Linked DNA regions of Mus musculus: region 1 is linked to region 2. A link is a contact called in ENCODE POLR2A ChIA-PET data. All regions are on one chromosome and are shown on one strand. Each heading gives the region's core, a stretch centred on a gene start or an enhancer-like site at or near the end of the contact. The rest is flanking DNA. Distances are from core to core; before and after follow the strand shown.

The links. ChIA-PET counts read pairs that join two places held with the same protein, here RNA polymerase II (POLR2A).
Region 1: POLR2A ChIA-PET joins it to region 2 with 14 read pairs in embryonic stem cell. The contact joins the promoter of Strbp here to the promoter of Zbtb6 in region 2. POLR2A ChIA-PET finds 5 or more read pairs at or near these places in 4 of 5 experiments (Patski and embryonic stem cell).

Annotation. Positions count from the first base shown.
Region 1 is chr2:37,700,941-37,707,510 of GRCm38, reverse strand. It overlaps Strbp (spermatid perinuclear RNA binding protein), which reads left to right and starts at 4,166. Exons shown (of 18, transcript NM_001379315.1): 1 at 4,166-4,319.
Region 2 is chr2:37,428,886-37,435,204 of GRCm38, reverse strand. It overlaps Zbtb6 (zinc finger and BTB domain containing 6), which reads left to right and starts at 4,286. Exons shown (of 2, transcript NM_146253.5): 1 at 4,286-4,396; 2 at 5,282-6,319. The coding sequence starts at 5,291. Zbtb26 (zinc finger and BTB domain containing 26) reads left to right here. Exons shown (of 2, transcript NM_199025.3): 2 at 1-3,037.

The DNA.
Region 1 (6,570 bases), core at 2,917-5,416, 270 kb before region 2:
CTCTTGTGAGGATGGGGACAGCATAGCTGTTTGTTTCCTTAAAAATAAAACAAAAAACAAAAAAACCAAACCTCTAAGGATTTCCACACATCAGATATCAGTTAGTACTTGAGCTAAGAATGGCTGAAACAGCCAATGCTGCTCTTTGAACTTAGGTGTGATTATGAAGTAGTCTAAGCTTTAGGATGTTACAGCATCCATTATCTTCCCACTGTTTATAGTAATGTAAATACTGGGAGGAACGTAATACCCACTATAGGGAGTGTAGTTTAATTAAATGATCCTTAAGATACAATGTTATGCAAAAAAGTACAAAAGACGAATACAAAAACAAAGAGATGTATTCAGTCAGATGTGGCAGTACATGCCCCCCATCCCAGCACTCAAGGCAAACTCTGTGAGTTCATGCCAGCTAGCATTACATAGTGACACCCTGTATTAAAAAGAATAAGAATAAGAACAAGAACAAGAACAAGAACAACAACAACAACAACAACAACAACAACAACAGCCAATCAGGTGTATTCTCTTTATACTAAATGAAAAACACCCATGCAGACAGAATACAATAATCTTCCCCCATCTTTTTTTCCTCTTGAGACTTTTTTTGTTTGTTTGTTTTTTGTTTTGTATACTGTGCTGTCCTGGAAGTCTCTCTGTAGATCAGATGGCCTTAAACTCAAAGAAATCCACTTGCCTCTGCCTCCCAAGTGCTGGGATTAAAGTGTGCACCACTAATGCCTGGCTGTTTGTATTCTTAAAGAGTTTAAAGCAGAACAAAACTTCTAAAGCAGGAGCTAGAGAGATGGTCAGTGGTTAAGAGCAGCTGTTGCTCTTGTAGGACCTGAGTTTGGTTTCCAGCAATCACAGTGGGTGGCTTACAACTGCCTGTAACTCCAAATCCAAGTTCTGACACTTTTAGTCTCTCTGGGCACCTCCACTCACATGCACACCCACAAAAAGTTAACTATACATATACATAATTTAAATATATATACTTATAAAAATTTAAGGCAATGTGGAAGTAAAGTTCTCTGCTTTTATATCCAATACTAGTTTCTAGGCGAGATCAGTAGTGACTGATGTTTAGAACTTTCTGATGTTTTATTAATGCAAATATAACATATATATCATAGCACATGAGCTGTTTGTAACCTTCTTTTTCCTTCTTTCCTTAAAAAACATAAAACCTGGGAGGCAGAGTCAAGAGAATCACTAAGGTCAGCTTTATCTACAGAGAGAGTTCTGGAACGGCCAGGACTGTACAGAGAAACCTTGTCTTGTAAACCAAACCAAACCAAACCAACCAACCAACCAACCAACCAAACTAACCCAAAACATAAAACCAAACCAATGAAACAATGTCAGTAAGAACAACAATACCACCACTACCACCACCACCACCCAGGTCTCATGTAGCCCAGCTGGCTTTAGACTTTGAGCTTACCAAATACCTGTGGATGGCATTGAATTCCTGATCTTCCTGCCTCTACCTGTCATTTGCTAGGATTACAGGCTTGCTTCTTGCAATCCTGGGTATGGAACCCAGGACTTCACATATGCTCTAGGCAAGCAGCGAGGCACACATTCTACAGCTGAACCACACCTCGTCCCCTAAGAGAGTTCCACATGGCCCAGGCTGGCCAACAACTCTCTATGAAGCAGAGTCTAGCTTTGAGGTTCTGATCCTTCCTCGTTGGCTTTCCAAATGTTAGGATTGCAAGAGGCACCACCATACTTGGTTACAACTTTCATATTTCTCTGGACATGTAAAGTGAGACATGACAAAATTTTCTTTGCAAGTAGCAGATGGAGTGGAGTGAGGGACAGAGAATGTGATGGTCATTTTAAATGTGAACTTTTACACTCTCCTTACTTTTGTATTATTTACTTGTTTTTCAATGTTTTACTTAATTTTTTAAAAACATTTTTTTACTTCTATGCTGTGCATATATGAATATTGGCACATATGTGCATATCACTCCTGTGGAAGTAGGTTAGAGGATAACATGTAAGGTCTTTCCTTAAACCATGTGGGCTCTGGGATTTTAACTCAGGTTTGTCAGGCTGGGCAGCAACACCTATACCTGCTGAGACATCTAGCCTACCCTCACTTGCTTGTTTTTGTCCTGAGTGTTTGGAGTTAAAAGTTCAATAAAAAACAAAACAAGAGATACTATTGAATCCTTAATGCCATATATTCTGCCTACTTAAAAAATATAATTTATAAGTGTTAGAATTCTAAGGGCCACATATGTTAAATGTAGTCTCACTGACTCCTAGTAACAGTACTCTGAGGTATGCAAAATGACAGATGAGGGCTCTAAGACCTAGATCTGTCAAGGTCACACAGCTAGTGCACAGCAAACCTGTATTGTGCACTGCAGTGTCTCTTCTCCCCTGGCAGACTTCCTTTTATACTGTAAAACCCAGCTTTAGTGATCTCATCCTCTGTGTATGTGGTCTTTCCTAACTTTACTCAGGCAGAGGGATGAACCTTTCCTCAAGATGCTTACAATCCAGGGAAGAGACTGAGCTAAACTACAGCTTGGTGACATAACAAGGCATTGTTGAACTGGTGATGCACAAGCAGGAAGAGTCTGGACCTGTGTCTCAGGGCAGTCAAGGGGCTCCAGATGGAGTATGTTCTAAACTGATAGAACAACCAGGTTTCCAGAAGGCTAGAATGAGGTGCCAATCAGACATAGTGATCTGGGGCTTAGCATAGACTTCAGGGATATGTTACAGACCTGGGGATAGCTAGGAAAGGACAGCTTTGTTGTTAATGAAGTGTCAAGGAGGGGCAATGGGAAGTGTGTATGTCCTGAAGTTGAAGGCCATACTCAAAGCTTTTTAACTCTAAGTATTAACATATTCTGTGAATGAAGTACTGAGGTCATATATTTTGGTAGTGCTGTGGATGCAACCCTGGACTTTGTCCATGTCAGGCAAGTATTATTGAGAATCATTTCCAGTCCAGAGCTGTTAATATTTGAGTCTGGTACAGGAGCAAGATGAGAAGGGGACCTACCAGGGGGAGTGTGGGAGGTCAGTCCCCTACTGTCTGCTCAAATTAAGTGGGGTTCTTTGCTAGGTTTGCTTTAGGCTAAGGACCTTGACTTATTCTTCAGTGCATTCTAGCACCCTGCCGAGTGTGGAGCATGCAACACACACTAAGCATGGGCTGAACCCCCTGGGAGAATGCTAGGCACTAAGAAGATGCCAACGTAGAGCTGTAAAATAAAACTTGAACCTTTTATTTCTTTCCCAGTACCACCGTTGGAACAAAGTGGGTAGGTGTTTAGCTAGACTACTCCAGACCTAAGGAGGGAAATAAGGAGGGAAAGGATTTCCCGGGCCATTAAGGGTGGAGTAGGGAGAGGAGATTTTGATTTTTGTTCAGTGCTTGCTATGTGCCAGGAAAATTCATATCTATTGTTTTATGCCATCTGCTCAACGGCTCTTAAATAGGAATTACAGTTTTAGTTTTTGTGAAGTGGAAACTGAAGCTCGAGCGGTTCGGTAACTTGGCCAAGGTCACACAACCGGCAAGTGGGAGGGGGAGCGAATCAAGGAGGGATCGGAGTCTCTTACTCAGCCAAGGTACTGCCTGCCCCTCCTCCACCCGGGAGGCATTGCGGCGCTTACTCCGTTAGCGTAAAGGCCGAGGCTGGAGCTGGAGAAGCATCCCGCACCGGGACGCAGAACCTGGGGAAGCCGGCTCTCATTGCGGCCGGGAGCAGCTCTCAGAACCTGCAGTTACGAAGTTAATGCGCGCTTAGCTCTTTTCAGCAGTTGGCCTCCGCCCAGCAACGCTTACCGCCGCAGGCACAGCGGGGCTCAGGTACGGTTTGCGGCCCGGGCTAGGCGCCGCGAGGTGGGCGGGACGCAGTTTACGTAAGCGGTCTCGCAGGTGCAGGCGGCGGCCGCGGGCCTGAGCGCCCTGCGCGCTCCCAGGTGCGCAGTTGACGCAGGCGACAGCGCGGCGCGGCGGCGGCGGGCGCTGGCCGGAGCTCTCAGGTGCGGCAGAGCGCGCGTGCAGGGGGCGCGCGGAGGGCGATGGGGCGGGCTTTCCGTTCCCCAGCAGCCGCGGGCCCCGCCCCCTGGATCGGCCAATGGGCGTGCTCGGCGGCGTCACGTGCTTGCCGCCGCCGCCGCGGTCGCTGCCGAAGCCGAGCTCGGATCCGCGAGCGCCACCAAGGCAGCAGCCGCCGCAGCCGCCGCCGCTGTGCTGAGGAGCCGGAGACGCGGGCGGACGAGGTGGCGGCGGCGGCGGAGCGGGAGCGGGGAGCGGACGCGGGCGGAGCGCGGCGGCGCGGGTAGGCTGCGGCGGGGCCGGCGCCTGCGCGGCGGGCCGTCCCGGGCGGGCGGCGGTTGAGGCGGCGGTTGAGGCAGTTGGCGGAGGCTGCCCGGGCCCCGCATTGTTTGTTGTGCGTCCTTAGCAGCGGCGGCGGCTGCTGAGGCGAGGAGCGCGGCGCAATCCCAGCCCCGCGGCTTGAGCTTTGTGGTCGCCGCCGCGGTACCCGGCCGGTCCGCGTCAGGACTGCGGGTCGCCTTGCTTGCTTTCGGGGTCGGGGTCGCGGGTCCCGGCCCTGAACCTCCCGAGGGCGTGGGCAGCGTGCGGGGCGCCAGCTCTGGGGAGGTGGGAGGGTTCCGGACTCGGGGCAGGTGCTGGAGGACGTTGCGGGCAAGAGCTGGGGAGAGGCTCGGGGGGCGGGCACAGGGTGTGGGCAGATTTGGGTGTAAGGGAGCGTTGAGGGACCCGGCCCCACGGTGACCAGGGCCTCAAGGGCACGCCTGGGGGACCCATGGGGGCCTAGGTCGGGCTCGAGAGGGAAGGAGGACGTTCCGTTTGGGGATTCGGATGGGTGTGTAGGGGGATTTGGGGCGGGCAGGGGCAAGTGAGGTGGTGGAGGGAGGGACAAGATGGGCACCTCTAGGCAGAAATGGAAGGAGCAGATGCCCTGGTTAGCGCTGCTTGTGAGGGGCAGAGAATGGGGCAGGCAGCGGGAAGGCCACCGGACGCCTGAAGGGAAATGGCGGAGGAGGGGTCCGTAGCTGGGAGTGTGGCGAGCAGGCTGAGCCCCAAAAGATGGAGGGAAGGAGTGTCAGAGGAGGGGGTTCTCTCAAATGGTGGCGGTTGAAATTGAGGGTATTCAGGCAGGAGATGTCTGTCTGTGTGTGTGCGCCCAGGACGTCAGGAGTTCCCTAGTGAGTATCTGGCTGGGAAGTATGGAAGGAGACAGGAAGGGGTTGACAGGCTTGGGGAAAATGGCTTGGTTCTGTATTCAGGGTAGAGGAGGATAGAGCAAGTGGGAGGAGGAGTGGTTTACACAGGTACTGAGTTTGAGGGCTTTGGGAGAGAAATGGGGATAAGGAGGTTATGTGGAGGTTTTAGGTTGGGTGGAGAGAGATGTCAAGGCAGGAGGTGTGTGTAGCAGTAAAAGGGCAGCAGAAGTGAGTGAAGCGGAGGGTGTTTGTGTGAGAAATTCTAGTGGGCACCAGCAGAAGAGGAAACCTTGAGGTTGGGAGCACCCTGGAAAGGGATGGGGTGTGTGGCAGGATGGAGAGTGGGGTGGTGAGCAGAAGGGAGGGAGAGGAAATATGGGAGTGGTAGGTAAGGTGTGTGTGTGTGTAAATGGAAATATTCCCAGGGCAGGAGGTGTGGAGAGAAGTTGGGAATGAGGAGGAAGATGGAAGCGGGGGTATGTTTGAAGGGAAATCAGTAGTAGGATGTAGGGGGTATGTTTGAAGGGAAATCAGTAGTAGGATGTAGAGGAAATGAAAGGAGTAGGCAGGGGACAGAAGAAAGGGTATTTTGTAGTAGAAAATGTAAAGGAATAGTACTTATACTGAAGGAAAGGAGAGGTGTTTATGGGTTTATGGCTGTAGCTAGAAGGACAGTTGTATGGAGTTGGTGTGCTGAGGGAAGTAGGATGCTCATGTTTAAAGCAGGAAATGACTGTCAGAGAGGGTTCAGAAGTAGGTTACTTAATTAAGATTTTGGAAGATTCAAGGTGTGGAAGTGTGAGGAAAGATTGGAGTTTTACAGTGTTAAGACATTAAAGGTGGTTGCCTTTAATCTCAGTGCTTGAGAGGCAGAGGCAGGTAGAGCTCTGAGTTAGAGGCCAGCCTAGTCAGTTATAGGAGAGCCAGGGCCACACAGAGAAACACTGTCTTGAAAAACAAAACAAAGACAAGCAAACAAGCAACAACAACAAACCCAAAAGACAGTAAAGGGTCCAAAATTAAGTCACTGAGAGATAATAAAGGGTAGAGTGCAGATGTCCAATGGGAGGAGAAAACTAGGGAGGATTATTTTCAGGCTTAGAGGAACTAGAAATTTGGGACAGTGGACACAGGATGTGGATCCTAGACTGATTAACAGAGAATAAAGGACTTTCAATTGCATACAATATCTTTTTTTAAAATTTTTTTTAATTAGTTATTTTCTTCATTTACATTTCCAATGCTATCCCAAAAGTCCCCCCTCCCCTCCCCCCTCCCCTCCTCCCTGCATATAATATTTTAAAGTTAATTTTTTTAGGATCAAAGAGGTGATGAGCCCCA
Region 2 (6,319 bases), core at 3,037-5,536:
TTCATCCAAGGCTGATGAGTGAATCTGCTTCCTGCCGTTTGTACTTTTTTGGAGCTGCTGTGGAGAAGTGTGTGGGTTTGTACTTTAAACACTAACTGCCCATTGAAATTTTCTTAAAACCCAGAATACAATTTTTTTCAGCAACTTCTACAGACAAAAAGGGACTGCCATGGGGCGGATAATCAGTAAATGATAGAAATATAATAAAACAAGAGTGGGCATATGGAAGTTTTCCTAAATATTATGACCTAACAAGAGGCCATCTGCGTACATATATATCCTGTTGATGCTTTAATAATTGGAAATGTTTTAGGCATGCTCAGGTGAGCTAAAGAATAATGGATTATGTTGGAGTCTAAATGATGTATCATTTTATACATAAGAAAGGTGCATTTGGCCATAACTTGTCCAGTATAGAATTAATGTCTCCAGCCAGTCTTTCCTTTTCACATGGACCTTCATCTTAGAAATCGATGAAAAAAATTAAATGTGATACAGAGGAACTACCAGAATTTCTGCATTTAGATAGCCTTAGAGATACACAATACGCTGTCTACTTTTGCTACCTTTGATAGTTGATCTTGAAGGATGGGGGAAAAAAAAACAAACAATTCTTTATCCTGAAGTAAATTTTAGACATTTGTTTGAGCCTGCTTCTTACCCAAGGGTTACAGGGAGGTGATAGGATTGCTAGAGATCTTAGAAACTTTCAAAAGATTGCTTACACTATCTGCCATTTTAAATAGGGGCATTTAGAGTCAAACAGGTAGCCTGGCCACTATTGGCCCAAATACACTTGACAAAATATGATTATCCCAATACATCTCTTCCACATACCTTGTCTTTAACGATGGGGAATAGTAACACATTAACAGAAAGTTTCCAATTCTGTTTCACTATTGTATAATTGTCCCTTTTGGTTTTCAGAGACAGCCAAGAATTCACCAACAAAATGTCATAGAAGGACTTGTAAGAATTACTTTTTAAACTTTATTTTATTTTGGTGGTTTGTGCCTGTAACCTCAGAATTTACAAAGTTACAAGAAGGTTGCCTGGGCTATAGAATGAGGCCCTCCTTCAAAAGACCTAAATAAATATAATTATTTTATAGTAGTGGTGCTGGAAGTCGAACCCAGTGTCTCATAGGCACTGGACAAGCACTGTACCACCTAGATACAGCTCTAGCCTGATCATTGTTCTTAGCTAGATGAACATTATACTATTTCTAAATGACTGGTTTGGCTATCAAGGGAACGGCAGGTTAGAATAATGCGAAAATAATCCAAATATGAAACTGATTTTGTCTAAAAAACTTTATTTCTACCAGACTTTTGTTTTTTATTTTTAAGCTATGAGAGCACATGGACAGAAAAATCCAAAAATTTATATTAATTTATATATAGACATAATTTGATATATTTACACATAGCTCAGATTTGAGGCATAATTTTTACTAAATATTTAAATGTGAGTACAGTTAGCTAACATGTGTGCTAGGTACTTCATGCCCAACATCACTCAGTATAGTCCTAATAATGCCTCCTAGCATTCCAAATTTTGCATGATTCATCCAAAGAGCACCAGTTCTATGCAACAGTGGGACTCTAATCATCCCATGTTTTAAATATTTTCTCTGAACATCATTTGAAGATGGTGGGGCTCCATATACTTATTCTTGTCCAGTTACTGTTAGTAGTTTGAAGACTTAAGAACGGCATGGGTTTAAATAGCACTGGTCTCTCTAGTTGGAGGCTATTTCTTGATTAATTTCAGTCACTCAGAAGGCCTTTTTTCTTTTCTTTTTTTTTTTTTCCCCTTTTTAAAAAATGCCCGAGACTTTGAATCCAAGGCCTCATGCACATTAAACATGTACTCCAGCACTGAGCTACTCCCACAGCCTCAAGAAGTATTAGTAACCAACTGGAATTTCCAGGTACTGTGTTATATTCTGAGGATAGGAAGGTAAGATTGATATATATGGTCCCTGTCCTTATAGGGCAAGCGATTTTAGTGAGATGATGTCTCAAATTTATATCCTAACAAGAATAAAATTGCCTCGTTTTCTTTAATCACTTAAAGCAGTGGTTTTCTACCTGTGGAATCAAGTGATTTTTTTTTTCACAGAGGTTGCCTAAGACCATAGAAATTGTTTTTGTTTATATTACAATTTAATTACATTATAATTCAAAACAGCAGAAATGCAGTTATGAAATAATGAAAATATTTTTATGGTTGGGCTCACCACAGCATGAGGAACTGTATTAAAGGATCTCACAATATTAGGAAGGTTGAGAACCCTGACTTAAAGTCCACTTTCTTAGGGGTTTCTGTTAGTAAAATTTTTGGTTCTGTTTGTAAGTGTAAACCATTTGCATAATTTGTGATCTCTTCCATTTCTTGGCTGGAGAGGTCTTATTTTTGTGTGAGATATTTAATTTTGGTGGAACTTGGTTTCTTTGCTTACGTGTTTCTCAGATTTTAAAGCAAAGAGAAGAGGCATATATTTTATTGTGGAAGAAGGCTTTTCACACTAGTAATTATATGAGGCAGAGGTGAGCCTTAGTTACTCAGCATTTGGTTTAATTTGGCTTTTTGTTTTTGTTTTTGTTTTTTTGAGGCAGGATCTTACTATGTGGCCCTGGCTGCCTCTGCCTCTGCTGGGATCACAGGTATAGGCCACGATGCCAGCCTCAGTGTTTGTGTTGTATGGATTCCTAGGAAAACCTCAAAAGAAAGAGGACCCTCTTTACTGTAGTTTGTTTTTTTTAAAATTACTGTTATTTATTTATTATTTAATATGAAAACAATCTCCAAACTGAAGTGGCTCTGAGGTAAATCAGGTGTGATTTTGCATTAGTTTAGAAGATGTGTAAGTGAAAGGTGACTAATGTCACTATTTCTAAAATATTGTCCTAAACAACTTAGAACATTTTATTTCAGCTCATGAATGGCTGTTCTAAATCTGTTGTATGTTAGACATACTTGAACTACCTCTTTACTTAATGGGGAAGTTTCCTTAATAAAAGTTAACCATTAACCTGTGGTGTCATTGACTTCTTATTCTACTCTCTTCCCTCCTTATTTCTCAGTTGTTTGAATTTAAGGATTCTTTAAGGATGGCAAAGGGCTGAAAATGCAGCTCAATAGTAGTGTTTTCTGGAGGCCCAGGCTTAATCATCAGCCATCCCTACACTTCGCAAATAGGGACTTTCTGAATAACTGTGAGAATGCAAAGAAAGATAAATATTGTCCTAAATAATCCCCCTCCCTTGGTTGTGGCATATATTTCGATATGGGTATGTACGTGCAGTTTTGAAGATAGATCATTTCCAACTGAATCCCAACTAATTGAGGTGCAACTCAGAAATAATGTGCAATCGGTATAAAATGGCCGACCGGCCACGATGTTCCCCTGAGGAATCACCACCATGAGACAGGTCTAGTACAAAAAGAAGTTTATTGAGTGAAGTGAAGGGGACCTGGAAAGGGGGTAGAGGCAGAGAAGGATATAAAGAGGAGGAGGCTTGAGGGAAGTCCTGGGACTATTGCTAGTCCCATTGTAATTGGCCATTGTAATGACTTACCACGTCTCCTAGCAGAGCACTTTAAATATTCTTAATTATCTTCTTAAATTCCCATCCGAGTTAACATTATGATTAAAAATAAGGAGAAGGAGGAATGAAAAAAAATGCTCTTATGCTTAAATGGTCCGTCATCTAACGGGGCGGGGGAGCGGGGGGGGGGGGAGAGAAGCACAAAACAGCTCCCTCATGCCTGGCAGGTGACTATGCAAACTGTTGCTAGGAGCTGTTGGGCGGAGCCTAGAGGAATCGCTGACAAAGGGTAATTGGGGAGGAAAGCAAGGCTTTACTTTCATAAAGCCCTGTGTTTAATTCCCATCACCCAAAGAGAAGAATCTTTTAGGGGTAGGCTGTCAAAAGCAGCAGGGTGAAGAGGATGCCATTGGAAACGACAGAGGAGGGGAGGGCAAAGAGACTGGTGGAGCTGTGTCCTGAGGTTAGGGCCAGGTCCTGATGGGAGTAGCCCAGCTACAATACATTGCTGCGAGGTCCTTTCCTTCGGCTCCGCCCCTCAACTCCTTGGCTCCTTGGCGGTTCCGGCCCTGAGCGTTCTTCGCTCGCAGCAAACAGCTTCATACCGGAGCAGGAACGGCCAGAAAGACCCGGCTCGCTGATATTTAGATATTTTTCTGTCTTTCCTGCAGCGGAAAAAGAGAGGAAGAAAGAGCATCTCAGGATGTTCTTCCGGGGCGTCCAGACAGTCTCCGCGAAGAATAAAGCTGGTTGACTCCGGAAGCGTTTCCTTCCAGGCTAAGTCCATCTTCCGGCCTGGGCTGCCATTGCCGCGGAAGCCTCAAAGCCAGTTTTGCTAGTCGGTAAGTGAAAGTGACGGAGACATGCTGGGGTTTGAGGCTGAAGGAGTGAGTACACCCCGCGGTGGCCTCCGCTCTAGCCTGGCACCGCACCCACCTGACCAGTCGGGCCCGACTTCGGAAGGCTCGACTTGGGAACCGTGTGCCTCGTTGGAGGGAGTTGGCAGGCAGGCGGTCTAGGATTCCAGTCAGCTCCTCTTGCTGTATGGGACCCTTTACCCACTGGGAGAACACAGAACCAGGAGGAAAAGAGTCCCTGGGAGAGGAGGAGTCACGTTAGTTTGGGCTCAACGGAGCTAAAGCACAAGTTGGGAAATGGAGCTGAAATCGTGAATGTAATAGATAGGCAAATGGGCGTTCCCGTGTTTTATTTGTACAATGATGAACAATTTAACATTAAGGAGCTGGGTGTATGAAAAACGGACCAAGATCAATCAATAAAAGGTGGGTTAGGGTGAAATCCTGAAGGAGTTTGAATTCTTTTTAAGAACGAAAGGCTGTCTAGGAAGTGGGGGAGATGCTGGACGATTTAAGCATAAGAGCATTAAAGAGTGCTTTGCTAGGAGACCTGTGGGAAGTCATTACAATGGCCAATTACAATGGGACTAGCAATAGTGGTGGGACAATTTGAAGATTGTGTTTTCTAACTTAAGGGGTTAAGTGTACTTTTTTGGTGTCACTACTGTACTGGTATTTAAAAACTTACGTACCATGATACAGAAATGCATTTTGAGTTTCTGAGTTTATAGATGGTTATTGGGAAACAGTTTTACTCCTAGCACTCAAAGTTTGGGTCTCCATTATTCCCAATACATGCTGGGAAGTGGGGGACTCAGTACCATAAAGCATTGCCTATCCAGTATCAATGCTGTGCTCTGTTTTGCATAGATCGTGACCATGGCTGCTGAGTCTGATGTTCTACACTTCCAGTTTGAACAGCAAGGAGATGTGGTCCTACAGAAAATGAATCTCTTGAGACAGCAGAATTTATTTTGTGATGTATCCATTTATATTAACGATACTGAGTTCCAGGGGCACAAGGTGATTTTGGCTGCTTGCTCCACTTTCATGAGAGATCAGTTTTTACTCACACAGTCAAAACATGTCAGAATCACCATTCTACAGAGTGCAGAAGTAGGCTGGAAGTTGCTGTTGTCCTGCTATACTGGAGCACTTGAAGTAAAAAGAAAAGAGCTTTTGAAATACTTGACTGCTGCCAGTTACCTTCAGATGGTTCACATTGTAGAAAAATGCACAGAAGCTTTGTCAAAGTATTTGGAAATTGACCTTTCTATGAAAAATAACCAACACACTGACTTGTGTCAGTCTTCAGATACAGATGTTAAGAATGAAGAAGAAAATTCTGATAAAGACTGTGAGATCATTGAAATTTCAGAAGATAGTCCTGTAAACCTAGATTTCCATGTCAAAGAGGAGGAAAGCAATGCATTACAATCTGCTGCAGAGACACTGACATCAGAGCGGATGAGAATGCAGTCACCGGAGCTCTCTGCAGTAGATGGTGGCTTTAAAGAGAATGAAATTTGTATCCTCCATGTAGAATCCATTAGTACAGATGATGTAGAAAATGGGCAGTTTTCACAGCCTTGTACCTCATCCAAAGCAGGCATATATTTCCCTGAAACACAGCATTCATTGATCAATTCTACAGTTGAGAACAGAGTGACAGAAGTTCCTGGAAATACAAATCAGGGGTTATTTTCTGAGAATTCTGATGGAAGTCATGGTACGGTAAATGAGATCCAGAATCTGGATGAGAATTTTTCCTTGAGGCATCAGTGCCCCAGGTGTCCAAGGGGATTTCTTCATGTAGAAAACTATCTGCGACACCTTAAGATGCATAAACTCTTTTTGTGCTTGCAGTGTGGGAAAACATTTACACAGAAGAAAAATCTTAATCGGCAT